Linked DNA regions of Homo sapiens: all the other regions are linked to region 2. A link is a loop called in an ENCODE intact Hi-C map of the cell type or tissue named here. Cell type or tissue: endothelial cell of umbilical vein. All regions are shown on one strand. Region 1 has its middle 71 kb from the start of FAT4. Region 2 has its middle 230 kb from the start of ANKRD50. Region 3 has its middle 130 kb from the start of LINC02516. Region 4 has its middle 70 kb from the start of ANKRD50.

Region 1 (8,000 bases), 300 kb after region 2:
CACTGAAATTTCTTAGTATATTTCTAAAGTATAGCTATTGATACAAACTGAGTATGAAGCAACAATTCAGAAAATTATTAGAACTTATTTTATACTCTATACACATTAACTTTTTAATTTAGCAAAATTTGTTTACAAATTTTAGTGTGTTTTGTAATACAATTTAGTACATCTCTGGTACTATGTGAAACTCTGCAGGTCGAAGGGCAAGCAAGACAGACGAGGTCCCAGTCTTTATGACACTTAAGTTTATGTGTTATGCCTAAAATATGTTGTGACTGGTCTAATTCAAGAATTGCAAGCTACAATTCACATGCTAAATCCCACATGTCATTTGCTATTTTGTAAATAAGTTTAATTGAAACACAGCCATGCCAATTAATTGATAAATTGTCCATAACTGCTTTGATGCTATAATGGCAGAGTTGACCACTGGGACAGATAACTTACGGTTGAAAAATATTTAGTATCTGATCCTTTAATGAGAAAGTTTGCTGATCTTGGTCTAATTGATCATATTAGTAATTAAATGACAATAGCAGTAACTTTTTAGCTGTTTGTAGCATGCTGTTTGCATGTGTGGAAGCAATGGATATTGACAAGTGTAGTCAATCAAAAGTCATGCCAGTTTGTAGAGAGTCTTTATTTGACTCTGCCACTGCTGCATTAATATGCTCATAACCCTCTGTCAAACATACAATATCATAACCCCAAGAATCAATGATTCATATTCATCTTATCTTCCCATTTCAGTAGAGACATAATACCATACTAACATAATATCTTATAGTTATTACATTCAGTACTCAAAAGAAATACCCAGTAAGGTGAGTGCATCAGTGGACCACATTAGAATTCATTCTCTTAAATGCTGCAATGACTTTGAGGAGTCCTACTTGTGAAGATAAGAATACTTGAAGATCTATTCCAATGTTTTTGGCTGAGCAAATTTGCTCATGTTTATGAGACCTTATGGATTCTAGTTGTAAACTATGATTGACAGAAAACAGCTCATTTACAGAATAAATTCTAAATTCCCCCACATTCGTAGGAAATTCATTGTCTAAAGCATCTTCTCCCTTCTGCTAGTGATTAGATATTTGAATAGTGCTGGTAAATCCTCAGAGTTGTTCTATCACTGCTAATTTATTTTTAAGGCAGAATTTTTTTGATTAGAAGCATAAAGAAAGTAATCAATTCTTCCCCATTGTGAATTAATTATAGATGTAGCAGTGGTAGAGAATAAAGATTCATTGTGACATATCAATATCTGCTTTCAAAGGAAAGTATGCTTCTATCATTATTTGATCTTTTTTCACATCAGAATTCCAGGTAAATAAACATGCAATTGTAAAAAACAAAAAACCAAAAACCCACAAAACAAAACAAAACTTGCCCAGGATTAAAAAAGAGTACAGTTTCATCATTAAATAACAATTGAAAAAGAGCTGCCCTAAAGCAATAGATCTGAAGTTTACCCACACTTCTTTAAAAGAAAGAAATGTCTGGTAAAATACTTCTGAATTATATTTACTAATACAAAGAGAGATTAACTCTGCACAAATATGTTGGAATAGCTTAAAGTGAAATATGAAAAGTGTCTTCTTTAAGTCAGAATGTTGCAATTGTTTTTTATTATTTAAAAGCCTACATTCTTTCTGTGCATAAGATAGTGTGTGTGAATGCTGTATAATTACTTTGAACCACAAAAGCATTGTAAAAATTGATATAAGGAGAATCACGAAAAGAGTAGACAATGTTGACTGACTTTTCTAGGTAGACTTCTAGATGTCTAACCTATGTAATAATTTATGTTGTTAAGACAGTATTATTTGTCTCACACTTTCATCTTGACATTTTTAACATCAGAAAAAATTAAAGGAATTGGCATTCAGAAAGAATAAATACAAATATTTGTGGTTAGTATATAGTAGACCCAATGATACAACACGTCTAATTCTAAGACCCATATTCTTTCCTTCATAGCATGATGTTTCTTTAAGTTAATTTAACATTTTTGAATGAATAGATACCTATGTACCTATTACATGAAAAATAAATTTGTCTCCATGTACTTGCATAAATACATGGGCAATGTTCATGAAAAGAATGATGGCCACATCTGAAGTGTATTTTCAGACACATCTTCCTCTCTGAATGAGGTAGACAAGTGTAATCTTCAAAGTTTCTGACAATTACAGAAGTCTACAGTTTCCCAAAAAATTAAATTGAAAAGTTGAAATTCTTAATTCAAAAAATAGAATTTTGGAATTTTTACTAAACGTAGAAACTCTGTACAAATATATAGTGATAAATTTGTATAATCAAATATACATTCTGTTTACCAGTATGTGTTAATTCTACCTATAATTTCAGGGAAGCTTCTCAATAATAGTTTTTAACTTTTTTTTTTCAAAATGAATGAAGGCAAGAAGCTTGACACGAACAGCCCAATGTCATGTAACTAATATTTGAAATGTGGTATTAGATCCTAGGATATACTCTCACCAGAAAAAAATGATAAATTGGTGTGGATTCAGACAATAACTTAGAGTTATCAATTCCAGTATCAGAGTCATTCTCTAAAGTTTATTTTTAAACTTTTTGTCCTAATAAAATGTATTATGCATGTGATTTCCTGTATTCCATGAAAAAAATAACATAAGAAATAAAATGTAGTGCCAGTCTTTAAGGATTTCGAATCCATAGTGTGATGGAAAATGAATTCTTATACTTTTACGGTGATAAAGACCCACGTCTCATACTAAAATTTATTTTTAAGTTATATTCATTGACTTCTGGATTTTATAGACACTTAGAAATCCAGTTGTGAAGTTAGCTTTCTAAATCTGTAATTTCTGGTAAAAGATGATGCTATAAATACTAAAGAAGATTGTAAGATAAATAGTAAGGTAAATAAAGCATTGTTTTGGAATGCCATTATTATAAGTAATAATTTTAAATCATCTTCTATTGAAAAAAATGAATATTGTGAATAAAATAGTTTTAAGAAACTACTACTAGCTTTCAACAAAGGAATACCTAAGAGAAAAATAGAAGATATATCACAAATTAAAACAAGAAACAATTTAAGTGGCAGTATAGCTTATAACATATATAAAATCATGGATAGAGTTTATAAATGCAATTTATTTTTGACACATGGTATTAGATATAAAGTTAAAAATCAAAATATAACATTCTTATATATTAGAGATTTTAAAAGACCATTAAATTCTAAAATAATTATATTGAATAAAATTTATATTATGAGGTTGTGAGCCAAATTTGTTCACAAATTGGGCACTGGGTAAAAGCTTATTAAATGAATGAAAATGTAATGGAACAATCTAGAAAAACAAGAACAAAAATAAGCTGAGTCTGCCAAACAATATTGCCTACAAGAAATGAGAAGAAATGCAATCAGAGGAAATATGAAGAGTTTTCTTTATCTTGCTTTTACAGCATTGCCATCGGTCATCCATTCTTCTTGTCCTTTGGAGGTTGAGGAGTGAGCCATAAAAATATTAAATTAAATGAAAACCACTTCATATTAAAATCAATGGATGACTGTTTGAACAGGCACTCTGCCATGGAGCCTAAACATTCCTGCATGTTCTTGCTGGGTATTCTAAAAATGCAAAGTCCTGACTGCTATTTGAGCCATCTTCCAAGGTTGTGATTATGGTGTCCAACCTTGAGAAGAGGTAGCATCTGCCCCTGGACAGAAAGCAGGCTTGTTCCCACTTGCTATAAAAGCAATACATTCCCCAACCTCAATGTTTCTCTGCTGCGGTACAATCCATTGCATGTATAAACACCCGTGGGTCTGGAGGACAGAGGAAACTGGTATAAATATGAAGCTCTGGCTACTACATTTGCTGTGAGTAATATAGTCCTTTGTCTCCTTTACAGGACTTTTGTGTTTTTTTATGAGCATATATAAAACAGTTCCAGGCTAATTTTCTAACTTACAAGTAGGGTAAAATCTCAGATGCTGTGTAGATCTAAACAATGACATCACTATCAAAATGTGTGTGTGCATGTGTGTACACACATAATTCTCTATATTTTTATATGTACATACACATACACATATATCCTGTATCTACTACTTTTTTTAGTCAACTGTTGTAACATTATGCTAATGGTTACATTAAATTGGTTAAGTACATTAAAATGGTTAAGTAAATTGTGCCATTTACTTAAGCCCTCTGTGCCCCCAACTATACATTGAGAATATTATTGATAGATAACTCATAGGGTTGTTATATGAATTAAATGCTATAGTGAGTGGAGTTTTCTTGGAACAATGTTTGGCACTCAATAGCTTTAATTATTCTTTCTTATCTTTGATTACTATTAACATATTTTATAATTCATTATTTTGCAAAGACATTTCACTGAAAGTAGGTTTGTGATCTTTCTATAACTATAAACAGAGACTTTGAGTAAAATAAATATCAATTTGTAGAATAACATCTACATTTGTATATATAGTGACTCAATTTTTAAAAGAAAATTTCACATTTTGTTTTAAGATTACTCAAAAATCATTTTAAAACATTTCAAGTAGGCAGACTGCCTAAAAAACAATACATGACCTCCTTCTATTTCTAAAATTGATCAATTTTGAAGTTACTCAGATATAGTATTTAAAGACGTTCATAATTGTGAAATATATTTAAAAGACAACAGTGGCCCCTAGTGATGCAAAAACTAAAATAACAGGATGGAGACAGACAATCCAAAGAAAAATAAACTTAAATGGTTTACTGACATTTTTAGCTCCATTGATGAGAGATTAATATTGTCTTTCACAGAAAGCACCCCTTTTTCAAAAATGGCTGTACACACTAACATGCATGCTATTTAAGCCAAGCAGAAACTGATACCTTGACTTTTATGGTTTATAAGGAACTGTAGATGCATAGATAGCCAAATCATACATCATCACAAGAATGGTAATTTACTTTTCGAACATGTTTAATTAGCAATGAATTAGAACTTTCTTATAAATGCTAGTACAGATGGTCCTCAATTTGTGATAGTTTTATTTACAGTTTTTTGACTTTATGTTGGTGCCAAAGAAATGTACAGTCAGTAGAAGCCATACTTCGTTTGAATTTTGAAATTTGATCTTTTCCTGGGTTAGTGATATGCAGTGATACGTTCTTGAGGTGCTGGATCAGATCATCTAACATAAAGCCTATTTTATAATAAAGTGTTGAATATCTTGAAATTTTCTTTCTTTCTCATGTGAGTTTGACTGATATGAGAGCTCTTACATTCAGCTATCAGATACGTGAATTCTGACTTCCAAGCACCTAATCTAATTGTATTGTGAATTCTAAACATTATCACAAATTTTGAAACAAGATGAGAATCTGTTGCACCCACAGAATTTAAAAAGATAATATAAAACAAAAGAGAAGTCCCAATTTACTTTGAATACTGTGGAAATAATTCTTACATAAGAAAGAAATTGGACTACTTAAAATTTGAAGGAAACTATTTCTAATCCAGTAATGCAAACTGAAATCATTTTCCATCAATGTTTTATTTGATGGAAACAAGTAACGTTTTAATGATGATTCAAGTAACCATCACAAAATGTCGTCACAAGAATTAATACGAATTACTAGATGAATGCATTTAGATAGATGTGATGCTTTTGAAAAAATGTAAAATCTGAAAAGCAATTCTGAAGAACAATTATCAATGTATGAGCAAGTAAATATCAGTTAACATAGACATTAATGAAGCATAAATTTACATTATGCTCCAAAGACAGTTTGGTAGGCAAGTTAGTAAACAGAAATGCTATATTGCATTTAGAATAAAGTTGAAGAATTTGTCATTTCTGAATTATCAATGATTTTTCATGAATCAGAAAGGATGTCTAGAAATATTTTTCAAATTACATATATATATTTAAAAACTATGCATACAAAGTAAATGTTCAGTTGTAGTTGGAAGATAAACTCTAAACTCAGATTGCTTAAATTTTGTGTGTTTGTGAGAACGTAAGATTTTATTTTTCTTGAATAAATACTTGTACAGTACTAGGATGTGTGGAAAGCATGTTCTTAATTAGAAACTACCAAACTTTTTTCTAAAGTGACTTACCATACTGCTTTCCCATCAACAAGTTAATGAAATGAAATATTGCTATTTCTTTTTTTTTCTAGCTCATTGAGAAATGTCGTTTATTTTGTCATTTACTTTGCTTCTTAATGGCCTTTTTTCTCCCCCACTCTGCTTTACTGAGGTATGATTGGTATATTAAAACCTGCACATAAATAATGTATATAGTTTGATGAGTTTGGATATATGTATATGCTAGTGCTGCCATCACCGCAATCAAGGAAATAATGGGTATAAAGTTACAACTACACAAGATGAGTAAAATCCAGGTTGCTTGATTTTGAATCCTTGTTCTGCCACTTGGTAATTTTGGTATATTACCACCATTGTCTCAAATTCTTCACCCATAAAATAAGAATACAGATAATAGAGTTTTAGTGAGGATTAAATGGGTTCATAAAAGAATAAGCCTATGTAAATATTAACTATGATCATATTACTATAGAGAAGATTAATGAGAAAGAAAAGCAAAGGGATTACCTCTAACAAAAAAAAAAAAACTCTTAGGCAGCAAAAGGAACAGAATAAAGAGACAACTCATATAACAGGAGAAAATACTTGCAAACCATGCATCTGAAAAGAGGTTAATATTTAAAATATATGAGACTTAACTCAATAGCAAGAAAACTAATAAGCTGATTTAAAAATGGGCAAATAACCTGAATAGGCATTTTTCAAAAGAAGATATATAAATGGCCAGCAATTATATAAAAAAATGTTCATTATCACTAATCATCAGGGCAGTGCAAATTAAAGTCCTAATGAGATATCACCTCATGCTTGTTAGGATGGCTGTTATCAAAAAGACAAATGATAACAAGTGTTGGTGAAGATGTGGAGAAAACGGAAACCTTGTGCACTTTTGGTGGGAATGTAAATCAGTACAGTCATTATGAAAACAGTATGAAGGTTCCTCAAAAAACTAAAAATAAAATTACCTTATGATCCAGCAATCCAACTCTGAGTACATATCCAAAACAAAGGAAAGCTGTATGCACCCTCATGTTCATTGCAGCATAAATAGTAAAAATAGCCAAGATATGAAAACCTAAGTGTCCATTAATAGATAATAAAGAAAATGTGATATGTATAAACAATGGAGTATTATTCAGCCTTTTAGAAAATCCTGTTATTTTCAAGAACATGGATTAATCTGGAGGGCATTATGTTAAGTGTAATAAACCAGGCACAGAAAGAGAAATACCACATGATCTTACTTATATGGGGAATCTAAAAAAAAAAAAAATATTGAACTCATATAAGTAGAGAGTAAAAAGGTGGTTACCAGGGCGTAGGAGATGGGTTAGTGAATTAGGAATATATTGGTCAAAGGATATAAAATTTCAGCTAGAAAGGAGAGGTAAGTTTAAGAGACCTATTGTACAGCATGATGACAATAGTTAATAACACTCTATTGTATAGTTGAAAATCACTGAGAGAGTAGATTTTACATGTTCTTACCACATGAAAAAGTATGTGAGTATAATTAATTAGCTTGATTTAGTCATTCTGCAATGTATACATATTTTGAAGCATCCTGTTTTGCACAATAAATATATACAATTTGTATTTGTCAATTTGAAATAAATAAATTAAATAAATAAATAAATAAATAAATAGCAAAGGAAACACATCCACAAATTTTAGGTGGAAAATAATTAGACTAAACAATAGTTAGCCTCATCAATGATTTTTTTATTTGTTTTCTCCAAAATGTACTTTTCACTCACTATTCTTTCAAAAATAAATTCTTCAATTTTTATCAATTATTTTTAAGAGAGTAAAAATAATTTTTTTCTGTAACACTATTTTTAGCTAGACATAAGTTTATATAGCCTAAACTTTTTTTGATA
Region 2 (8,000 bases):
GTTCAGTTGTAGTTTTCTAATACTGGGCCTGATGTCATTAAACCAGAGTACTCCCTGAGCTATCAAGTGTGTACCCAGCAGTGTGCATCGCAGTAGTATACAAGGACTAACATTGAATTATATTCAACTTTAGCATCAACCATGAATTAACTCTTGCTTTCAAAAGGTAGGTTGGTTATGTCAGGAAGTGAAAGTACAAAAAGCAAAGAAATAGAATCTTTCAATTACAGAAGAAGTTGCTCTTGCATTGGTCTTGCTTCTTAGCAAAATTCTGTGTTTCTCATTTTAAAACTCTTTTTTTCACCTTTATTTCCTTGTTACTTTCTGTTGTTTCTTTTTGTAATGCTATTGTAGATACATACAAATACAACTACCAGCATTTTGCTAGGAAGATAGACAACCAGCTTGTGCTAGGAAAAAGGTGTCTACAGAAATGAATAGTTGCATATTTAATTGAAAGACATCTTAATAATTACACTAACAATGACAGAAAATAAACTACAAACAAAGGCATTTAAAAAAAAGAGGCAAATATTCAAACAGTGAATGTGAGAAATGGTCAGTGGGAGGTCGAAAGGCAGCAGCATAGTCTAAAGGTAAAAAAAATCCAGCTTGGACCCAAATGTATGTTAGTTACGGTAGATAGCTAGTCACACATGAACAGGGCAGGAGACCCTCCACCCCCCAACTAGGAATGTCAGGTGACCACTGGGTGATGGTTAGGAGGTTGTTAACTGTCTCTCTAAAAAAATAATTGGTAGTAGCTGGCTCCAGGGAAAGGCAGGCTCCCAATATATATGAAACACCTGAAACTAATGATCAGTAGCTTCCTGATAAGATCTCAGGAGTTGGGCAAGTGGTCTCACACATGCGCATTAACAGGCAAAGTGGCAGAGTTTAACTGGTGCCTGACCTCCTAGGGACATTTGGCCGGTAAAGGAAGAACTTCTCAAGTGAGTATGCATACAACTCCAGTAAATACACTGCGCATGCTCCCCTCCCAAGTGCTGGCAGGCCACTGTGCGTGAGGACAGCCCACCCCCAGGGTAGAATCAGGAGAGAAGGAACACAAGAGACCCCGGAAGTATACCAGCCTATAAAACCTCAAGTCAAAAGGTCAAACCACACACTTGATCTCTCAAGTTGCCCACTTGGCCCTCATTCAAGTGTACTCTTCTTTCTTTTTATTCCTGCTCTAAAGCCTTTTAATCAACTTTTACTCCTGCTCTAAAACTTGCCTTAGTCTCTTCTGCCTTATGGCCCTCAGTCGAATTCTTTTTTCTGAGGAGGCAAGAATTCAGGTTGTTGCAGACCCATATGGATTTGCTGCTAGTAACAATTATGGGGCATACATTTGGAGGTTTTCTGTTTATTTATTTATGTTCATTAGGTAACATATTTATGATGTTTGTGTGAAGCTTAATCAAATTCCAAGTTAAATGACCTTTTATTCTATTACCATTTTATGAGAGATTTGAATTTGTAACCTCTCATTCATTGGTCCCAGTAAGAATTCTGATAAACCCAGTGGGATAAATCCATATTTTTCAGAGTATGGTTTACAGACTAGCTGTCCGTCACAGGGCAAGTACAGAAATTGAGAGTATGTGGTTAGAAACATTTAGAGCAATTTGAGTCATTTTATGTCTGCTGAATCAGATGACAAATAATTTGGGCTTATGTTTAGTGTGTCTAATTTTTCAGAAGTTCATTTTTATAATATTTACAATATTATCAATCCATGAAGAATAGGGAATTGTTAAAATGTTCTCTACCATAGTCCCTTGCATAATACTAACTTAATAAGACTTTATTCTGACTGTGCGTTCCACAATTATTTGTGCATGTATGCATGCTTCAAAGGCCAGTGTTTACAGAAGAAAACCAAAATGAAATTTCTCAAGTCATCCCTTAGGAGAGGCTTTAAAACACACAATATCTATTTCCCAAATCTGACTGCTAAGAAAGCTCAACTGTGTTGGGGGAAAATATTAAACAAGAGGGTCTAAGAGAGTGGTCAATACTTAATGATACATACAACTACCTATGTGGAAACCTTCATCTTATGACTTGTATGCACCAGGGAAGAACACTTTATGTCATGGAGCAGAGTGGAGCTTCCTTTTATACCATTAGCTGGGCATGGTGGCGCATGCCTGTAATCCCAGCTACTCTGGAGGCTGAGGCAGGAAAATCGCTTGAACCCAGCAGGCAGAGGCTGCAGTGAGCCGAGAAAGTGCCATTGCAGTTCAGCCTGGGCAACAAGAGGAAAACCCTGTCTCAAAAAAAAAAAAATAGATATTGTTAATACACAGTGGATACTCTTGTTTTCTGGTAAAAATTGGCTTCTGTTTTAGCAATTCCATAAAAATCTTTTAGTATTGTCACTTTCTTCCCTCTTCAATTTTTTTTCTTCCTCTTTTCTGTACTTTCCTTGTCATTTCCTTCCTTTTCTGTATTTGTGCTGAGTTGTTGGGAGTTGAAGAATTAGGGACTTAAATTTTTGTTATGTACTAGAAATAGATTAGGAATAGATTACCACTTGCTAAAGATGTCATAGGTGATACATAGTTTTACATTTGTAGGTTTACAACTATGGATTAATATGTTTTAATATTTTCCAATTCACTGAAAACCAAACCTAACTCTTATGTGGAAACAGTGTCAGTCCTTTGGAAATCCTCTGGAGGAGTATTTGTATATGCCTACAATAATGTTATGAAAAGAAACTTAATAGAATGTAACAAGATAAGGTGAGAAAATTAGTTTTTTAAATAAGAGCCACTTAATTTCAAGTTAATTAAAGGGCATACAGGAACCTTATCTATTTTGGCATATAGATTTGTAAATGTGAGGTCTTGGTTCTTCTGTTTTGTCCAGACTGAGTATGTTGACCTTTGCAGGCACACTTTTAATTTCTGGTCAAACAAGTTTTTCTGTTTATGTTGAAATTACCTCCAGCAGTTGTTCTTAGGCCAGGCTAATTATCAGAATCACCTGGGGAGTTACCATATAAAAATCTCCGGAGGTAAGAGCTGGGAATTTTTAAACTCCATAATCCCTAAAATCCTACACAGGTGATTTTGATGAATAGTCAAGTTTGGAAGCATTTGTCTGGAGGCAAAAGTCCCCAAAGAGATAAAAATGAATTTAACATTTTTATAAGCATCCTAGTACAAAAGAGGAAGTTCCATTGTTACTGGAAGTTCTACAGTATCTTCTTAAAACATTGGGTAGGTATTCTGAATGTGGACCCTTCAGTTATAATCTCCTTAAGGATGAGGACACAATTTCCTTCCATTGTATTCTTCACATGGTTATTACATTCCACTGAGATGAGACATTCATTTAACTCTGCTGAGCAATTTGACATTCCCAAGAGAAAACGTGGCTAAAAAAGAAATAGAACATTCACTAACTCATGTGCTTTACTTGGAAGACATCCACCTCCAGAGAAAAATGATCAAACTCACACAAGTAGTATTTCCAAGTGCTGATACACAACTGTCATTATTTAAAAGGCAGACTCACTGCTGCTGAATTCCACGTGGACAATCGTAGCTAATTGAGGCAGTTATTTTAAGAATATTTCATAATTTCTAAAGCAGCCATAATTTTATTTAATGTTTTGTTTGACAAATATAGCTTTACAGGCTCTATTGTTCCAATTAAAACAATATTAGACTAAACAATTAAAATGTTTTCATTATAAATTTTTATCATAAATGCTTATAATGACAATGATTACAGTGCTGAGTTTTTTTATATTGAGTAATTAACAATAGTGTTCCATCATTTAAGAAAACCTTATTTCAACATATTAGGCCCAACTTAAGGGCATCGATAAAGATGAAATAAATTGTATTGCCATTAAAAACACTGAAAAATGCCAGATAGTCATTTAGTTATATTTTACAACTTTCTTCTTTTTATATCTTTCTAGAATTATACTGTTATAGTCACTTTGATCTGTTGTTCCTGTTCCTAACTTATCAGATTAATCAATTCTCAAAGATTTGTAGAATGATAAATCAGATCACACCCTGCTCCAAACCAGTCTTTGGGCTATTTTAGCATTTATGCATCTAAATGTTAACCCCGTTACTTAGTTTAAGTGACACATCCATATTCCCTACGAACAGCTTATTTAAAATACCTGACTGATTATACCAAAGATTTCCCAACTCATAATTTTGCCTTGAGTGTAATAGTTTCTTTTTTTCTTATTGTGCATTTTAGGTGTTTGTTCCAGGCAATACATTATCCTACCTAATCTCCATGTTTAGATCTTTTTTTCTCATGCCTTGAAATTACCTGCCTCATGACTCATCATGTTAACTGAGTAATCAACTTCCTCGGTGTAATGTAGTCTTTGGACAAGAGTTGAAGGGCTATGACATCCAATTAATATATGCATTTTTTTTTAGTATTTTCTTATGAGAGCAATATAAGCACTTATTAAAATGTTACAGATGAGTTTATAATGGAAACCAGGAATTCCCTTTCTCAATTCTCACTGTCGTCCTGATCCTCAGAGCGACTGTTTTGAATATATTTTGTTTTTCTTATAGTTACCTTCGTATCTCCCAAATATACTTTTATTACTATGTCTTTATGATATTTAGAAATATTTACTGATTTTTATCTTTTAAAGGTGAGGATTCAGTTTACTTATCTAACCTATCCTCTTCCCTAACACTTTTTCTTATTTATTATAATAATTACTTTATTAAATACTATAATAAAGTAATAAATATTTAATACTTTATAGCTCTTTTACTGGTATTTTTCTAGGTTTAAGAAATTATTTAAAACTTTATTTCATGTTCCATTATAAATGACTATCCTTAATGTATAAAATAAAGATATTAGCATCTTTATCTTTTTTGATGTCTTTCCTTCCCGTCTTCTCTTTTCTACCTTCCATTCAAGTTACACTGCATTATACATTGTTAGGGTGATAACATTTTATTCAGTTCTATAATCCAAGGATAATTTTATGTGCTTTATATATAGAATCACTTTAAAAGTTGAAAATCAATAAACTAAACTTTTCCATTTATTTTTATTTATTTACATTATCTTGACCATGTAAATTTAGTTCACTATATAGGTAAAGTAGTGAGCTATGATTATATTTCTTTCTTAGGAGTTTTAATTTGTCAATTTTGGTATCACACAAGGGTGAATATTTCTACAATTATGTTCAAATGTAATGACATACAATTGTTCAAAGTCATTTTTAATTTTGTCATATTTAATTTAATCAAAAGTCATATTTGATTATGGATTTTTGTTTAATTTTTGACATCTCCCTAGAGTATCTATTGCCTTTGTGTTTTTCTCGTTAGGATAAAAGACACATATCCTTTCTATTCTATCCCTAATATGATTCAAGTTTTTACTCATTTTATTTATTTCTTGAAAGGTATAAGGTACTTATTTTTGCAGACATGCTTCTTGGTAACCATGACCTTCCATTTTACTTTGGACTATTGTTTTTATGCCTATATTGAAAAAAATTAGGGTCATTTTTAATATTTCAGAGTTTTTTGGTGGTTCTGTGGTAGAATTGCACTTCTCCAATTTGAAATTGTGCATGACAAATATGACTTTCTTTGAGTAATAATATATGAGCAGAGGTCTTACAAGCCAGTGGGAAAGGTGCCATAATCTTTCCCCCTGCCACGTAGGTATGGATGGAAACTTTACATTCTAGATCCCAGAGTGACAAGACATAAACCAGGGTTACAGTCAATTATTTAAGAGAGATTCATGTATTGAGTACATATAGTAGTCATCCCTTATCTGTAGGAGATGCATTTGAAGACCCCTAGTGGATTCCTGAAACTGGGGATAGTACCAAAGCCTACATATACTACGCACAATTTTTTTTTCCTTCTTCACAATTTCGTGGAGATTCGTTCTTATTGTAGATCTTAGCAACCTGAGCATATGATTTTTTTTTTTATTAGAGAACTTTTACCCTTTCACTTAAAGGAAGCACTTTATTATTTCTCTTTGGCATATCTGAATTATCAACATCATTACTCTTGAACATTAGGTCCATTATTAAGTAAAATAAAGGGTTACTTCAGTACAAGCAATGCTATACCTTGACAGTTGATCTGATAACCTAGAGGGCTATTAAGTGACTAACGGGTGGTTAGTGCGTATACAGCATGGATACACCGGACGAGAGATGATTCACGTCCTGGGTGGACTGTCTTAAGATTTCATCACACTACTCAAAGGGGTGTGCAACGTAAAAGTTATGATTTTTAAATTTCTGGTATTTTCCATTTAATATTTTTAGACCATTGTTGCCTGCAAGTAACTGAAACCACGAAAAGTGAAACCGTGGATAAGGGGGGGCTATTGCGCTACATGCCAAAAGTTATTTATATGGAGGGGATATAGGAGAGATCCGAATAGTAAATTTCTTGATGACATGATGTTAGGTACTAGTTAAGGTGGAAGAAAGAGAAACTAAATACATAGGTATGTAGTATGCCAGTGGGCAACATGACACAGAAGAATAAAATAGGCTAAGTGGTCAGAATGAGAGTGAGCCATGGTTCTTCCACAGCACGGTTAGAGAAGGCATTCTAAGATGGTAACACTTGAGCAGAGATAAGGATATGAGGGAGAAGGTTATTTAATATTTGGAAAAATAGTTATTTAATATTTGAAAAAAGATGGAATTCCAGTTGCAATGGCTCTCAGTCAGGAGCGTGCTTGGCTTGGAGCAGCAGGGGAGGTCGGTGTGGCTAGGTCAGGAAAGCACTGCTGGGCTGGTCTGAGTGGCCCAGTAGAAGAGTAGTCAAAGACCAGATCGTAAAGAGACTTATGGGCCATGATAAGGTTTTGGCTTTTATTCTGTGAGAGCTGGGAAGCTACAGGAGAATTTTAAATAGAAAATGGCGTGATCTGACTCGCACTTTCGAAGACTCACTCCTCCTGCTGATTGAAGAATAGACCACAGGAAAGGGAGGCATGAAAATCTAAGGTCAAGGTTAAGTTTCCCCAGGACTTCACAGCCTTACTCAAATGCACTCGAGTATTCTTTTTGGCTGATACCGTTGGCATTTATTTTCATTCTTTTATTGGGCAGATTTTTTTGTTATGCATAAGTTTTTAGACTATTCTCACTTTTCTGCTCTGAAGTGTCATAGTGATGTGTTTTGGATCATGAGGCATTTGTGTTTAAAATTTATCTTGCTCAGCAGCTTGTGGATATTTTTAAAGGCTTGCGTCTCCAGCTCTGGAAATTATTTTCTATTATTTCTTTAAAAATATGTTTTTCTCTCATGTTCCTCTATTCTTTCCTTCTAGGATTTTATTATATATAACTTTCTATTTAACTTTGTCTTTTGTATTAAAAAAATTTATTATTATAGAGTTTAGAAAAGTTGTTTGTTTTCTCTGGCTCTGTTAAAGCAGGAAGACCAAAGGTAGAATAAAAAGACCATATGTTTCAAGAAATAGCTGGAGTATCTTTAATGTTTTTGTGTGAAATTGAATAATATTTTAATGTCTTTGTTGTATATGATTTTCATAAACCTTCACCAGTTCACTCCTTTCTGATTCTGAATTTATAATTTTCTTTCTCCTTCATTTTAAATTATTTCACTAGGATCTCAGAAAATAAGAAATAAGTTTGTTCTATAAACCTAACTCATTTCAATGATGTCACTATATTTAAGGGAGAAGAAAACGGGGGTTTGTTCAGTAATTTTAGACTACTTGGTTAATATTACAAGTTTTTTTTTTTTTTCACAAAGCCACCCCTGAATTTTGCCTCTGTATTTCCCAACATTGAATCTATCAGTTTGTATAGTATAATCATTTCTTCCAATAGCTCTTTTCAGATGCCACCTGAAAATCATTTGATGGAAATAAACTGCAGAATTTTATAAGAGAGTTCTCTCTCAGATTTTGAACCATGGCTTGACGTTGTGGCTTTAAATATCATCTACAGAGATAATCATTTACCTACT
Region 3 (8,000 bases), 510 kb before region 2:
AACAATCTCTCTATAAAGGATATTCTTTATACAATTTGAAAAGGAATTAAAATTACAAATGCAAAATTGAGCATAGGGTCTTGTAAGACCAAATTCAAGTGAGAGACCCTGATGTTTTACCTTCAGATGTTTTACCTTCATTAGCTTCAGGGTATAACTATCTCTGATAATCAGTTTTTAATTAAAAAAAAAAGTCAAAAGCCTCAGTCTATTCTTTAGATATCGATATCAAAATTCACATCACAGGTTCCAATCATGAAAAGCCAAAATAAATACCATTAACTTCAAAACCTGATCTGTAGCATAAAGGTTATTGGGTGAAACGGGCTCAAGGCAATCTTCCTTCTTTTTCTAAAACTGTGCCCCACAATTTTTTTCCTATAATGTCTTCTATCTGAAGTTTAGTCATAAAGTCTGTTCCCGACAGGGGAGAGAAATGAGGACATAATGGTATGATCTATGCTTCCTGCCAAGCCCGCTGCTTCGGTGATGGAGGTGCTTTGTACACTGGGTTATTGGATTATGGCCTCTGTTCCTGCCTGCATCCACCAGGGAGCCAAGCGCTCTGTCTTTATTTCGTGACCCTTGTGTTTACACTATTTCCCTCTCTGTGCCATGATTTCCTCTGAGCTATCAAATACTTCTAATTCCTATCCTCGGCCTGTGTGTTTCCTGCCAACTCCCAGGGGCAATCAGTCGCTTCCTCACTTCTTAGATTCTGCCTGCCAAACTTCCTGCTCAAACATGTAACTGTATACATACACACACACACACACACACACACACACACACACACACACATCCAATTTTTATGTCCCTTCTTATGGCTGTCTTCTAAAGTTGAAGAACTTTGAAACTATAAACTGTTTATCCTTTCTCTTAACTACCAAAACTTCCTTCTTCTTCTTCTTTTTTTTTTTTTTTTAATGCAACACCTTTTAACTCATTTAAGGCTGGCCTCAGTGTCTGTATTCCTCCAGCGTGTTCATTTTGCAGTGGAAAGTTTTCAGGAAAATTGGACTTTACCCATTTATAGACTTCAAGCCTTATATTTTATTCATTTGGAATGGATTTTAAAAATGGGTTACTAATTTTGAAGGTTATTAATTTTTTGAAAGTGACTTAAATAAGTAATTTCCTGTTTGCTCCCCTAGTGGCCCCATGAATTGTGCTTGAATTGTTTTCTCATCTCATGACCGAGTAGACTGAATTATTAGGGCAGGATTAGGACCATGTACATCTCAGTACAGCCTTAGCACCTGGTTCAAGGACTGGAATATAGTAGGTGCTTGATGATTCTTTGTGGAATGGAATGAAAGAGAAAAATATTTAGTGTATTTAAAATTTATTTTAATTATTAGAGTAATTATATTGTAGAGGTAAATTTTTTAAATATGGAAAATTTAGATTTTCTGTATAATCAGATTGTTCAGATTTCCTCCATGTCTGTACCTAAAACCACCAAAAATTATAATTTTTAAATGTGAATTTAAATATTTCATTTCATTTACTATCTAAAATGCTTGAACTGCTGATGGCTCATTTTCATTTAGTCCTAATGTCCTGGTTACTTTTTAAAGTAAAATGTTATTTTACTTATATATCATAGAGATGGCAATTCATTCATAATTTGAGTTTCTTTCTTTACATGTCACCCACATCTCTGTTTACTTACCTGATGCTTCTGCTCTTTCCTTTTTTCTCTAATTTTTATTACTAATAACAGTGTTAAGAAATATATACATTTCTAATTTCCAACAAGTAAGCCTAGCTCATATTTTTAATTGTTAAAATCAGGTCTAATTTTAAAGTGAATGCACACAAATAATGGGTCCTTGCTATTTCCACACATATAACATGAATTTCATGAAGGTAATTAGTAAGCAGAATAAGAGAAAATTCCACACATCCCTTCTAAGAGAGAGGGGCATTGGAAAGTTTCAAACCCAAGTGGTTTCAAATCCAGCTCTGACATTTAGTAACTGTGTGTTATTCAGGAGTTACTTAACTTCTTTGAACTTCAGTTTTTTCATTAGGAAAATAGAAAACATAAGGACCTCAACTGGTGGTTAGCAGGATAAATGGTATTAAAATACATTAATTATTTAAGTCATGGTAGATTATATATTGATACTATTATTTTGTGGACTTTTAAAGTCAAATAGACAACCAGCTATAAATATCAGAACTTGATTTTAAAATGAAAAAGAAAAACTATATTTAAATAATCTATTCCAGGCCAGGCACAGTGGCTCATGCCTGTAATCCCAGCAATTTGGGAGGCTGAGGCGGGCAGATCATTTGATGTCAAGAGTGCAAGACCAGCCTGCCCAACACGGTGAAACCCTGCCTCTATTAAAAATACAAAAATTAGCTGGGTGTGCTGATACACACCTGTAATCCCAGCTACTTGAGAGGCTGAGGCATGAGAATCGCTTGAACCTGGAAGGCAGACGTTGGAGTTAGCCGAGATTGCGCCAACGCACTGCAGTGATAGAGCGAGACTGTCTCAAAAATAAATAAATAAATAAATAAATAAATAGAATAACATATTCCAAATATTTTGTCTACAATGTACTTACAATGTTAAGATTATTTACAACTTCATGTTCTTATGTAAGATTTTGATATTTTATAGGTAAAAAATGAAATATATGTGTTCATGTATGAATTAAGGTATTATTTCTACATACAAAAAAATTTGCAGAACTAAGAAAATTACTCTGGGAAACCAAGAGGAGAAACACACTTCTATTTGCATTAGGTGGATGTCTCAGACACAGCCAAACCTGTATCTAATCAGAATAGGCAGTTCCTGAAATTATAACTTTGAGGTTCTAAAAAGCTTGAACATTTTAAAAGAATTTCTGTTTTACATGACTGTTGTACATTTTAGCATGAGTGATTCCTGTTTAGCTTTTAAGCATGCCAATTCCATGAGTGCAGTTAACTCATAGTTCTGGACTGCCTATTTCAGAACCATTTACAATTGCTTTCTCATCTTCTACTGTGAAAACTCCACAGATAGGGCTTAAATACTCAGGTTCCACACACACTTCTGGCTAGCAGTGACCTGACCATGTGATCCAGCTCTACACTCAAAGATTGAGTAGCTTACCTGCTGAGAAACGTTTTTTAAAAGTGGTTTACAGAGGGCACTGTCCTTTGGTTTTTCTCTTCCCACTTCTTCTGGCTTCAGCCTGGATAGTGGATGTGAGCTTGCAGAGCAGCAGCCATGTTACAACCTGAGACAACATACACAAGACCTGGCCTGTACACTCTGAGAACAACGGAAGAAGAAAAAAACAAAATTCTCTGGAACCCTGGACTACTAACCCCTGCTTCTCTCTGTTAAGATAGATAATTCTTGTGTATCTAAATCATTGCACAGACTTCTGGTTGGTTAAACCTGAATTTAATCCTAATTGATATGAGCTTCAACCCAAGCACAGAAGAAACAAAACATGATTTAACGACTATTTTCACAGTTCTCTTAAGGATGGTACATATCACACACCATTCTAGGCATACTGAAATAAAATTAATTCATTACAGAAAATATATTATTAGGACATTAGAACCTACTTCTCTTCCAGGTCTGGTTGAGAAAGATTGTACCAAACCCTGCTATATAAAATACAGCCTGTAGACCAACAGCATAGGCACCATCTGGTAACTAATTGGATGCCTAGAATCTCAGAATTCTCCCTCTTCACCTACTGAATCAGAATTTGCATTTCACCGTGATTCCCAGATGATTCATATGTACCATAAAGTGTTTTAAATGCTGGATGAATTATGAGTTCCCGAGGTCAAAGGAACAGTATTAAAAAAAAATCTTTTCTATCTCTATTTCCCGGTACAATGTCTAGACGGAACATAATAAGCCCAACCAAATATTTGATGAATGAAACATAACACTGGCTCAGTGTCAAGTATTAAATTCCATTATAGGTTTGATTATCACAAATCTAACTATTATTTGCAAAGCTGAGCTTATGACTATGAGGAAATGAATGAATAATGAGACAGATATCATGAAAAAAGGAAAAGTGGTTAAAAAGTTACAAAGCATAGAATGAAAGAAATCACAGGCTCTAGATGTGCACTGAAATTAAAAGTTTTAAGGAACATAGTCCCCTATAACAGAAAGTTAAAACTGGAAAATTAATGGGTAAGTAATGGGGATCTGTCCTTGCCAAAATTCATTATATTACCTAGAGCTGTCTTGATTTGTCTATTTTAGATTCTCCTATTTGGGAGAGTGGTGGACCACTTGACTCTGACGAAAGCTAAAAATGCTGTCTCATGAGAATGCACACATACACACAGACACACATACACACAGACACACATACACACAGACACACATACACACAGACACACATACACAGACACACAGACACGCTTAATTGAGTTTCAGGAAGTGCTCAGACTTTCTAAAACTTAGCTATCGAAGAAGGTACAGTGTACTTCAGGTAAAGAGCCCTTCATGATGTTTGAATTTTCTACATTACAAGTTAAATAAATGATGGTCTATGAAATCTAGAAATGATTTGGAGAAACAGACTTAGTCTCCCTCCTTACATATTCCACATCCTAAATTAACTTTTGACTGAGGGTTGAATTGTGGCCTCCACTCCACTCCAAATATATTGAAGTCCTAACTCTGGTACCTCAGAATGTGACCTTATTTGGAAATAGGGTTGCTGCAGATATAATTAGTTCGATGAGGTCATACTAAAGTAGAGTGGGCCCTTATCCAATATGACTGATGTCATAGTGAAGAGACACAGAGACAGACACGCGAGGGGAGAACATCAGTGATGATGCAGCCCGAGATTGAAGTGCTGTATCTGCAAGCCCAGGAACACCCGCGGCCACCAGAATGTGGAAGAAGCGAGGAAGGATCCTACCCTGGAAGTTTAGGAGGGGGTATGATTCTGCCTACACCTTGATTTATGACCTCGAGACTCTAGAACTGTGAGAGAAGGGATTTCTGTTGTTTTAAGCCCTCCAAGTTTGTAGAAATTTGTTACAGCAGCCCTAGGAAATAGTGGGAAAACATAATCTAGAATTATAATAACTGATTTCAAAGTGTCTGTCGTGGTTATTAATAAAAACTTTTATTCAGAAGGCATTCACTGATCTTCACTATGTGAATTCACTGATCTTCAATTTGCCATGTAATATACCCAAATAAATCAAGAATAGACTCTTATTCTTAGAGAAAAGGTAGCCTAATTTTAATTTAAAATTTACTTAGTTGATCGGGGTTTCAGTTGTTTCATCAGTGAAATGGACATTAAATGTTTAACATTAAAATTGTCTCTGAGTTCCTCTCAGAGTTCCTATCAGAATTTCTATCAGATATAGATAATAATTGATTGGCAGTTTATTTGCTAAGAAATTATTTAAAATGAATTGTAGATACTTAACCTAAAGAAGAGAAAACTAGCTCTCTTCAATTAGTTGAAAGGCAATTAACTAGAAGAGTTATTGTTGTGTATGACCTCAAATGATAGACGGGAACTGGCAGAGATGAAATTAGGCTAAATATACATAAGAACTTGTTAATTATTTTAGCTTTAACAATATATTCTGGCCCTCAATAAGTTCTTGGTCATAAGACTTGTTTTGCTGAAGAGTCATTTGCCAAGATGCCTTTAAGGGTTTCAGTCATTCCCAAGTTGGTTGGAAGATCATATCTTCCAAACACTATGGGATCAAAAAGGGTATATTTGGAAGATTAATCACTCTGGAGATAAAATGAACTTCAAACCCTGTATCTGTTCCTTAGTAACTATGTAAACTTAATTTCTGAATATCACGTTCCTCTCCTGTAAATACAGATATGAATACCCACATTAAAGTATTGTTTTGAATTATAAAATAATGCATACCAAGTGTATAGTCATTAGTTGACAATAAAGTCTGATTCTCTCCTACGCCCTGTAACTCTATGTGTATTTATATGTGCTACTGTTTACTATGTTAGGATACAAAAATAAACTCCTAAATAAAACAAAAGACCACCATTAAATAATATTTTAAAACAATTATTCAGAAAGATAAGTAATAAAGTATAACCTACTGCCACATGTTAATTTTTATAGTTGTGGGGATGTAGAAGTTTGTCACCAGCCACTCAGGTTTTTTCTACATTTGATCCTTAAGGGGAGCAACAGTACTTTCCTCAGAGCATTTAGAATAGAAAGTCCTGAACAACATTTTGAAGGTATAGGGAAAGAGCAAAGGTTCAAAAACATTGCTAAGCTCTGATCCTTAGAAGCACCAACAAAGTTCTGAGTAATTTGACAACAAAACCAGCCTCCAATTATTTTATCTTTAAAAGCAATTACTTCTTCATGACAATTATTCACATATTTTTAATTTGCAAAAATATTCTCTTTATAGTGAGCATATATGGAGCTGTATACTCAGCTTCTTTAATTTAGCTGCTGTGTGGTATAATTTTATAGTTATTTTGTTTTCAGATTTCATGTTCTGGATGTGAATATTAATGTAGCAATAGTCTGCATGTTTTTTTCACTAGAGATAGGCTGTTTGCCCACACATTCCTGAAAGCAACATGAAAAAAACAGGCCCATCAATTACCCTTTGCAAAATCTACATATTTTCCTATGCTTTCTCTGTGTAAAGCAATGCAAATTACAAAATATTTTAAAATGTATATCTATCCTTTTGGGTGTTAAGTTCTGTTTTGCTGAAGCTACTAAATCCTTCTGTTTTATTTATTTATTTATTTATTTATTTATTTAAACCATGCAAGGAGACTGTTTATTTCCAAAGGATTTTGCAATAACCATAATGAATAGGCTCCAGGCAGTTGTTCTATTCTTCTCCCTCATTCTCATCCTCAGAGGAGTCGTTGCCTACTTCCTCATAATCCTTCTCCAGGGTGGCCATATCCTCCCTGAGCCTTGGAGAACTCACCATTCTTCATGCCCTCACCAGCTTCCCAGTGTACAAACGCCCTCTTGACATACATCAGCTTGAACTTGTGGTCCAGGTGGGCCCAGGCCTTGGCAATGGCAATTGTGTTGTTCAGCAGGCACACGTCACACTGTACCTTGGCCCAGGTCACCCCCAGGCACCACAGTGGGCAGCGGTTAGTTGATACCAACCTTGAGGCCTGTGGGGCAGCAGTACACAAGCTGAATGCTGCACTTGGTCTTGATGGTGGCAATGGCAGCATTGACATCCTTGGGTACATCTCTGTGGTACAACAGGCAGTAGGCCATACACTTGCCATACCAGTAAGCCATATTCCCTAAAGTGCCATACCATCACACTTTGCCATCTGGCTGGCAGGCTGAAAGCAGGCATTGGCGATCCCTGCCAAAAACAGCTGTTGTGGTACACCTTCTCTGCAGATGACTGGCACATAGATGGCCGGGGGGATGTAGATGCGAGTGCTGGCCACCAGGTTGATCTGAAACTCTGTCAGATCCATGTTGAGGGCCTTGTCAAAGTGCAGAGAAGCTGTAGTGGAGGAGATTACTTTGCTAATGAGGAAGTTGAGGTTGGTGTAGGTTGGGGACTCAATGTCCAGGTTGTGGCAGCAATTGTCATAGATGGCTTTGTCGTCCACCATGAAGGCACAAGCTGAGTGCTCTAGGGTGGTGTGAGTGAGTGGTCAGGATGAAGTTGTAGGGCTCAACTATGGCTGTGGACACCTGCAGGGCTGAGTAGTTGGAGAATTACAGCTTAGATTTTGCCATTGTACCAGAGAGCTGCTCCATTAGGAGTGAGGTAAAGCCAGAGCCAGTGCCCCTGTCAAAGCTGTGGAACACCAGGAAGTCCTGAAGTCCTGTGCATTGGTCAGACGGCTTCCAGGTCCAGTCCAGCACTGGGTCATTGATCTCTTTGCCAATGGTATAGTGACCACGGACATCGTTGTTGAGAGCATCCTCTTTTACAGTGATGAGCTACTCTGGGTGGAAGAACTGTTGTTATAGGCCATTTCAGATTTCATC
Region 4 (8,000 bases), 300 kb before region 2:
TTATAACATTAAATTTCAGGATAATTTTTCAGAAATGAATTTGGGGGCCAAATGCCAGCCCTTTGAAGAAGTGTGTAAACGTGTCTCATTTTTTAGTCTTGACTTTCAGCTATAAGTTTCTGACAAAGACTCTCTTTGACCAAACTGTAGTCAGGCTCCTCTGAGCCCTCTTCTCAGCTAGGCTTCAACCTCAGGTTTCCCTGTTTTCCTGGGGTCCAGTTATAGCAAGAATCCTGCTAAGTTAATTCAGAGAGAATCTCTCAACCCTTGATATTTGATCACTCTTAGTATCTATTAATAATCAGATTCCTCATGCCCTACCATCAATACCTGACCATTCTGGCCTGCCTTCAGCAAGAGTCTTGTTAGGTCAGTTTCACCAGAACCCCTGCTGCCCTTCATGTCTCCTTTTAGTAATTTTTTGTCTACCAACGACTCTCCAAACTGCTCTTTTGTTATAAATCTCCCACTAGTTTTTGCTGTATTCAGAATTGAGCCTGATTTCTTTCCAGTATTTTGATAGCTTTTATACCTATTGCAATGGTTCTGTAATAAAGTCTTCCTTACCATCTTGTCAGAACTGTCAGAACAAGGTTTTTTTTTTTTTTTTTTTTTGACAGTTCATTAGTTTTAATAAGTCTCAGTAATTGTACGCTTGGGAATTCTCAAATAAATCACAGATACCTACTGGATGAGCTAACTTGTAGCTTCATTTTTCTAAGGAGAATATTTCAGAATATTTACTAATCTTTGAAGATAAAGTTTATTGCAGATGTTAATCTGACTTTTAATCTGCTTTCATCTTTTTCTTATTTATCTCTGCCTCACCTCTATTACTAACATGATATTATTCAGGAATAAATGTTCTACTTCTAGCCTCTAAATCAAAGCATATAGTTTCATACAATAAAATCAATTCTGACTACTCAGGGAAAAAGATAAGCTTGTCTGTATCAAAAATCTATTTAGAGTTTTGATGAAATAAACTTTTTCCAAAAAATCCATAAGCCACCAATTAGCATCTTATGAAGGAATATGCTATGCATTAAGACTATTTAACTAGTTTGAACATTTAGATGGCCAATTATAGTCTTAGTCACAATATCAGAAAAAAGCAGAATTTGTATGAGTAGAGTTAAATCAGAACTACTCGTAATCATAATAATCAACTCCTCAAATAACTATAAAAGTTATTAATGAATAAATAAGAGACACATTTGACTCAAGTCAGTTAATTTAAAATAGTTTGCCTAATTTAGCAAGCCATGTGGAAATCAAAGAGAAAAAGAAAAGGGCAACTAACATTTATTTAGTGCTTCAACAGGTGTTTCATAATGTTAACTCCTTTAATCTTCACAACCTTGTAGTGAGTATATTATCTTAATTTTAAATAAAGGAAACAAGATGTGAGAGGTTACGTAATTTGCCTAAGGTCAAAGTGCTAGGAAATGGTAAATACCAGATTTGAAATTAAGCCTGACTAAAAAAGTTCACGCCTTCACTAAGTCCTGCAGTTCAGGCAGGAAATAAGTTTTGCATCCTTAGCTAGTCCATGGGATTGCAACCATGGCATGCTAAGGTGACACTGTAATGAGTCACCATGGCATGACTCCAGCCAATGTAAAAATTGGCAGATGGGACCTACTTGCATTCAGAAAAAAATGACTAAAAGGGCCCCTAACGAATAAATAATATTTCAAAATTTGAGCTGAAAAAGAAGTTCAAAGAAACAAATTTGTCAGTTTCATTGACTTATTTTAAATTGAGAATACATTCACTTGGTAAATAAATAGAAGTATCCAGTGAAAAGTCTACCTCCATCTTTGCCATGTGAGCTGAGAGTTTCTATTCCCCTCTTTCCATACATAAACCATGTGATCAGCTTTTTATGTGCCCTTCCAGTGGTTGTTTCATGAAGACATTTTGTCACCTTTCTTATGAAAAAGGAAGCATAAGATACATACTGTTCTACACCAAGTTTTTTTCTCACATAATAGAATATCTTGGAGAGTTTTACTAATCTTTACTAAAGATTGGTACATAAATAGCTACCTCATTCTTTTTTTTTTTTTTACAGTTGCAGAACGTTTCATTAAATAGACAATAATTTATTTAATCAGTCTCTACTAATGGGCATGGTTTTCAAATTTCTTGCCATTATCATTTTTATTTTTGTGCTATACTTTCATTATTGTTGGTCAATTATCTTTTAATTATTCAAATAATGCTTCAATGAATAAAGTTGTATATACATAATTTCAAACAGGTATAGGCATATCTGTAGGTAAACTACCAAAATGGGATTGCTGGGTCAAAGAGTAAATGAATTTATAATTTTCTAATATCATAAGTAAATTGCTTTTCGTAGGGATTGTGGCAGTTTCTACTCCTATCTGCAATGTGTGAGCATGCCTATTTCTCATAGAGTTTATTAAAAAGAGATTTTTTTAAATCAAGTTTTGAGATTTTTGCCATACTAATAGATTAAAAAATGCTATTTTAGTATATTTGTTACACTACATGTTGTACTCAGTTATTGTTTGTATATGTAAGAATGATTGAAAATACGTATTTTTTACTTTACTGCATTATTGAAACCTCTCATTACTTATCAGGTAGTTTTTCAGGTTATTCACTTGGGCTCTTCTAAGTATACAATGACATTGTCTGCACTCAGTAATAACTTAAACTTCTTCATTGCAAACTCCACTGTTTTTTTTGTTGTTGTTGTTTCTAATTACATCAACTACTAATTCAGAATCTATGTAATAAAATTTCATATAACTGTAAAAAAAAAGAGAAAGAGTACATATAAAAACTTGTGAAACACTAGTCTATGATTTTGTTACAGTATTGCTCCAATGTCAGTTTCCAAGTTTTAGTAAATGTATTGCAGTAATGTAACATGTTATCATTGGAAGAATCCGGGTAAAGAATGTACATAGGAACTCTGAACCATTTACGCAAGTAAAATAAAAGGTTTCCTTGCATTTGATAGACTTCTTGCTCTAATTCTGACACGTATTTCTTTATAGAAATTTAGGCTTTTTAGATATTTAGATATGCTTATAGAGGGTAATGGTAGAAAACCCCATAATATTGTTTAGTCTACACACATTCAAATTTATAACATGTCTTATGTGTTGTGGTTATATTTCATACAGCATGGTGATCTTTCTCAACTTGAAAAATTAGATAAAAAATTACTCACAAGTGGAAAATATGCTGCCGTTTCCTGTACTCATCCCTGATGGGAAAACAGAGGCGCCTCTCTTCTCTGTGTGACAGGTTGAAGAAGGAATATTGATCCAGTCTCCTCTGAAATAATGCATCTTCACTGTGGATTCCCTTATAGGGAAGAAAGAATGTTAGTAAAATCGATGTGAAAGTAGAAACATAAAATCTTAGGGGTTGAGGTGGGGATGGAAAATCATTCAACATGGATTAAGAAGATCTGTCATATGAATGAGACTAAGTTTTCTGAGTCATTCTCTTAAAGGAGGAAGTTGAACTAGATGACCCAATGCAGCACTTGTAAGCATCGCTGATTTTCAGAAATGCTGGGAAGCTGCCAAGGTGATTCAGATGACAAGCCAGGTTTGAAAACCCACTGATTCAAGACAAATTTTATGTCTAAGTTATTATTTGAAATAGGATCAGAATATCATCCATTGCAGGGATAACTGTTATTCCCAACAAATAACCAATTGACTGAAAAAGTGAGAGTTCTTAAACCAACCCAAATATGCATTTCAGACCTTAGAAAAATAGTTATTCTTGTTTAAAAATTACTTTTCACCTTGAAGGAAATTTTGTATAACCTTCAAGTCTTCATTATTAAGCACTCCATTGAGAATATATTTGACTTAAGTACATCCTAAATAACAGCTTTAAGTGAAATGAGTCAAACTTTTCTTTCATATGTTATGAGCTACTGTATTTATTTAACATTTGAATAGGATCACCATAAAAAAAGGGGAAATACTTCAGAAAAACGCTGTATCAGACTTTATAAATGATTATACAATTCTTACATAGTTGAGGTTTTATTTTAATTCTCTCTAGCTCTTCATTGCTTAAATTTCAAAAATGACTTAGCAGGTTTTCTTTCTCTTAAAAAATATTTTTACAATTGCTTAGGTAGAATCTTTCGCCTATATGGGGCTAACTGCTGTTAAGTCCCGACTCTCACTTCAACCACTATAACTTCGTGCTTTACCTTCAGACTTTTTATCTTTAATACTAATGTTTACCCTTAACAGACTGATGTATTTTTAAAACAGAAACCAAGAACTGCTTCTTCAACTCTTCCTAAAAGGCACCTTTCATTAAAAATAGGTGTAGGCAGGGCGAATAAGGGACCTTGCCCATACTTGCCTATCTTCTCTCATTAAGGTTCTAGGGTGTCACTCTTGGGTCAGGTCCCACATTTGTACTCTCATCACTGCCCTGTGGGGAGGGCTGAGACAAACAATGACAGAATTTGGCTTCTGTTCTCCAAGGAAGTACCTGTGAGCATAGGCAGAGAAGTTATCTATATCATACATAGTAAGTCTTGATGGGGAAAATATTTTAAAGCCTGATGACCACAGTGTTCGTCCCTCTTAGAAGTCTATGAAAGGCCCTGCTGCTATGCTAGTAATTAACACCAAAGAAGAGCTCGCTCCTTGAAGGCAGCATCATAGATAAATGCTCTCTCACTAAGGCAATGTCAGAGGTTAAGTCCTTAATAACGAGGCAATGGAGTAAAGTTGAACTCTTGGTTGAATCCTAAACTGAGCTCTGCCTGATCTCTACATGCTCCCACACCTTCTTCACAAATAAATGTATGTAATTTTTCAAGTTCCACCACACAGATGGAGGCAAAAAATGTACATGCTGTTCTTGATGTTATAAGCCAGCCTGACCCACACCAGCAACAAATAACAATCAGGGTTTTAGGATAACTCCATTGCTGCACCTGGCTTTCTCTGAGTCTGCAAAAGCCAAATTTCTTAGCTCTGTGACCCTAATATTATCTTTATCCTCTAGTTCTTTTGACCTTTAGTTCTAATGTTTTGGACATTGGCTTTCTCTTCTACTTTTGACTTAAATCAGACATTCATCTGTCAGTATTCCTTTACTCATCTTAACCCACACTCTTACTTTGTTGGGAGACAATTCTCCAGGGGTCTCATGTTTTTGACCATCCTGTGACAACTTCCATTCTCTACTACATTTTCAAAGATATTTGTGTAAGAAGGAAACAACAGACACTGGAGTCTACTTGAGGGTGGAGGGTGGGAGGAGGGAGAGGAACAGAAAAGATAACTATTGGGTACTGGGCCTAATACCTGGGTGATGAAATAATCTGTACAACAAACCCCCGTGACATGTGTTTACCTATGTAACAAACCTTCATATGGACCACCAAACCTAAAAGTAAAAAAAAAAGTAAATATAAAAATATAGGCAGGGCGCGGTGGCTCACGCCTGTAATCCCAGTACTTTGGGAGGTCAAGGCTGGCGGATCACAAGGTCAGGAGATCGAGACCATCCTGGCTAACATGGTGAAACCCTGTCTCTACTAAAAATGCAAAAAAAAAAAAAAATTTAGCCAGGCGTGGTGGCAGGTGTTTGTAGTCCCAGCTACTCGGGAGGTTGAGGCAGGAGAATGGCGTGAACCTGGGAGGCAGAGCTTGCAGTGAGCTGAGATTGCGCCACTGCACTCCAGCCTGGGCAACAGAGTGAGACTCCATCTTAAAAAAAAAAAAAAAAATATATATATATATATATTTATATTATATATATATTTATATATAATATGTATTTATATGTTTATATATATTTATATATTATATGTTTATATATATAAAATAAAAATTAATATATAATATAAACATATAATACTTAAAACCCCAAAGATATTGTGTAGTAAATAGCCTTGCAGGTATAATACCTACTTCCAGCGCAGAGGACAATTTCTTTATTGTCTAAGTTAATAAAGACAATAGCTCTCTCCGGGGCAAAATTTGAGCTAGTCTGTTAGCAGCCCTTTTAGAAGATTGAGGGTTTCTTAGTCTCTGGGTTCCTCAGCGCAGCCTCTGTGGATGCAGCATTCTCCTGTGCCTGCCTCTAAATCATCCGAGTGGGGCTTAGGGTGAAACAAAAACCAATGCAAAGATGGAGCTCATGCTGCCTGCTGTGCTATGAGTAATAAAGTCCTTTGTCTCTAATTCAGAAGTCTTATGTCTTCTGCTGGCATCTATGAGATAGTAGCTGGCTAACTTGTGAGCTTCTAAGTAGAGTAAAATCCCACACCATTTGCAGCACTTGACATGCCTCAGTTCATATAACTAGTATAGCTGGCATTGTTTCTTTGGAGTTTTCCTAGAATTTATTTCCCTTTCCTAATGGTACTCTGGTTCCCTCTCGAGAATTACATGTTCCCCATTGGATACTATCTTCAGGAATTTAATTAGGTGTTCTGCCCTCTCCTAGCTAAGACATGGAGGCATGATGCAGGCTGAACTCATTGGAACTTAAACAAAGACAATGAAAACAATTGACATTGATTCATCCCCAGCAGTGACTCCCTAAACAAGTATTATCTGCTATTTCTGTACATCCTTTTCCTAGAATCTATAGATAACTTGAACTCTGTCTATGTCCAGGTCAGGTTCCTCACATTTCCCATGAATTGTGTGAGATTCAAATATCCCCAAAATACATTTCTTTTGGTTGAAGTTGGCTTTTGTTTCTTTCTGCCAAAGAACTCTAACATAATCAGCCAGCATTCTGGGCAGTCTGCGTCTCACTCCCCACAAGGTCATGTGTGTTTTTGTGTTGTGGCCACCTGCATTTTCATAAAGCATGGTTATGTCCCTCTACTTATGGGGATTAGAAACAAGATACTACTGAACACATAAATAAAAACAGTAAAACACCCTACATTTCTAGATTTTGTCTATCTCTGGTTAGAAACCTATTTCAAAGGATTCATTCATTCATTAAAGACTTACTTCCTGAGCATCTCCTTTATGCCAAGAACTGCAAGATGTTAACAAAAGAGAAATGGCCTCTGCTGTCATTGAGCACACATTCTAATTCTATTCTGTATCACATTTCTACTCTCTGTTTAAAAAAAGAGACTGTTAGAATATAAATTCCTTGTGGGCAGAAATTGGGCTTTTTAAAGTCACTTTCTAACATGGAAATTAGTGGATATTAAGTATTCAATAAGCATTTATTGACTAAATAAATAAATGACATTTCCATTGGAAAGTTGAAATGCATTATTGGTCACAAACAGAATTGTCCAAGACAAACATTAAATGCATTGAACCTAAGATGATGAAACAATAAATAGGTTTCTTCTTGTATTTAAGTGAGGCCAGTCTAATAGTTTTCACAATTAGTATGCATTTGGCAAATAAATTCTCAATGTTCCAGGAACACTAAAAATCATTCTGGATTAATTAAGAATTTAACTGGAAAATAAGCATGACTACAATTAAATAGAAAAAATTAAGTGTGAGAAATGTAAATAAAAAGCATATAAGAAATGTGTGAATAAAGTTTATTTTACAGTTTAATGAATAATAATGTTTTTTTTGCACAAATCAAGAGATATAGTCCAGAACCTTAGAGTAAAATCATAGACTTTATTGATTGTTTATCTGGTTTTTTGTTTGTTTGTTTATTTGTATTTGTAGAAACAGAGTCTCACTATGTTGCCCTTCTGGTCTCAAACTCCTGGCCTCCGGAGATCCCCCAGTCTTGGTCTCCCAAAGTACTGGGGTTACAAGTGTAAGCCACCACATCTGGCTTCACTGATTATTTTTTGTCACTTTATCTTGCTTTCCTTTGTAGGGCCTCTATTTTTGTTCTAAGATTATGCTTTATTTTTCATCCTTGTATAGCTCTTCTTTTGTTTTCCCAATTTTATTTTATATATTTATTTTTGAGACGGAGTCTCGCTCTGTCGCCCAGGCTAGAGTGCATTGGCACAATCTCGGCTC

What was found. Peaks named below come from ENCODE experiments on the same cell type or tissue, not always from the same donor. Only the 100,000 strongest peaks of a DNase experiment are listed, where the experiment ranks them.
Region 1: a loop joins it to region 2, with 7 times the contacts of the local background. A loop is called at or near these places in 6 of 110 quality-filtered maps.
Region 3: it touches region 2 in a loop (13-fold over the local background); 4 of 110 quality-filtered maps call a loop at or near these places.
Region 4: a loop joins it to region 2, with 7 times the contacts of the local background. A loop is called at or near these places in 3 of 110 quality-filtered maps.

What each region holds. Positions count from the first base shown.
Region 1 is chr4:125,240,350-125,248,349 of GRCh38, forward strand. No RefSeq gene overlaps it. Among named protein-coding and RNA genes, the nearest start is that of FAT4, 71 kb to the right of the region's middle. In endothelial cell of umbilical vein, a CTCF peak has its summit at 4,746; DNase peaks (open chromatin) are centred at 3,832 and 4,692; H3K27ac peaks cover 339 bases.
Region 2 is chr4:124,937,178-124,945,177 of GRCh38, forward strand. No RefSeq gene overlaps it. Among named protein-coding and RNA genes, the nearest start is that of ANKRD50, 230 kb to the left of the region's middle. In endothelial cell of umbilical vein, no CTCF peak of the experiment used is centred here; DNase peaks (open chromatin) are centred at 2,704, 3,384 and 4,304; H3K27ac peaks cover 3,501 bases.
Region 3 is chr4:124,428,892-124,436,891 of GRCh38, forward strand. It overlaps the pseudogene TUBAP10. Among named protein-coding and RNA genes, the nearest start is that of LINC02516, 130 kb to the right of the region's middle. In endothelial cell of umbilical vein, no CTCF peak of the experiment used is centred here; DNase peaks (open chromatin) are centred at 630, 1,060, 3,880, 4,750 and 1 weaker place; H3K27ac peaks cover 6,538 bases.
Region 4 is chr4:124,638,667-124,646,666 of GRCh38, forward strand. No RefSeq gene overlaps it. Among named protein-coding and RNA genes, the nearest start is that of ANKRD50, 70 kb to the right of the region's middle. In endothelial cell of umbilical vein, no CTCF peak of the experiment used is centred here; DNase peaks (open chromatin) are centred at 1,595 and 3,545; H3K27ac peaks cover 2,328 bases.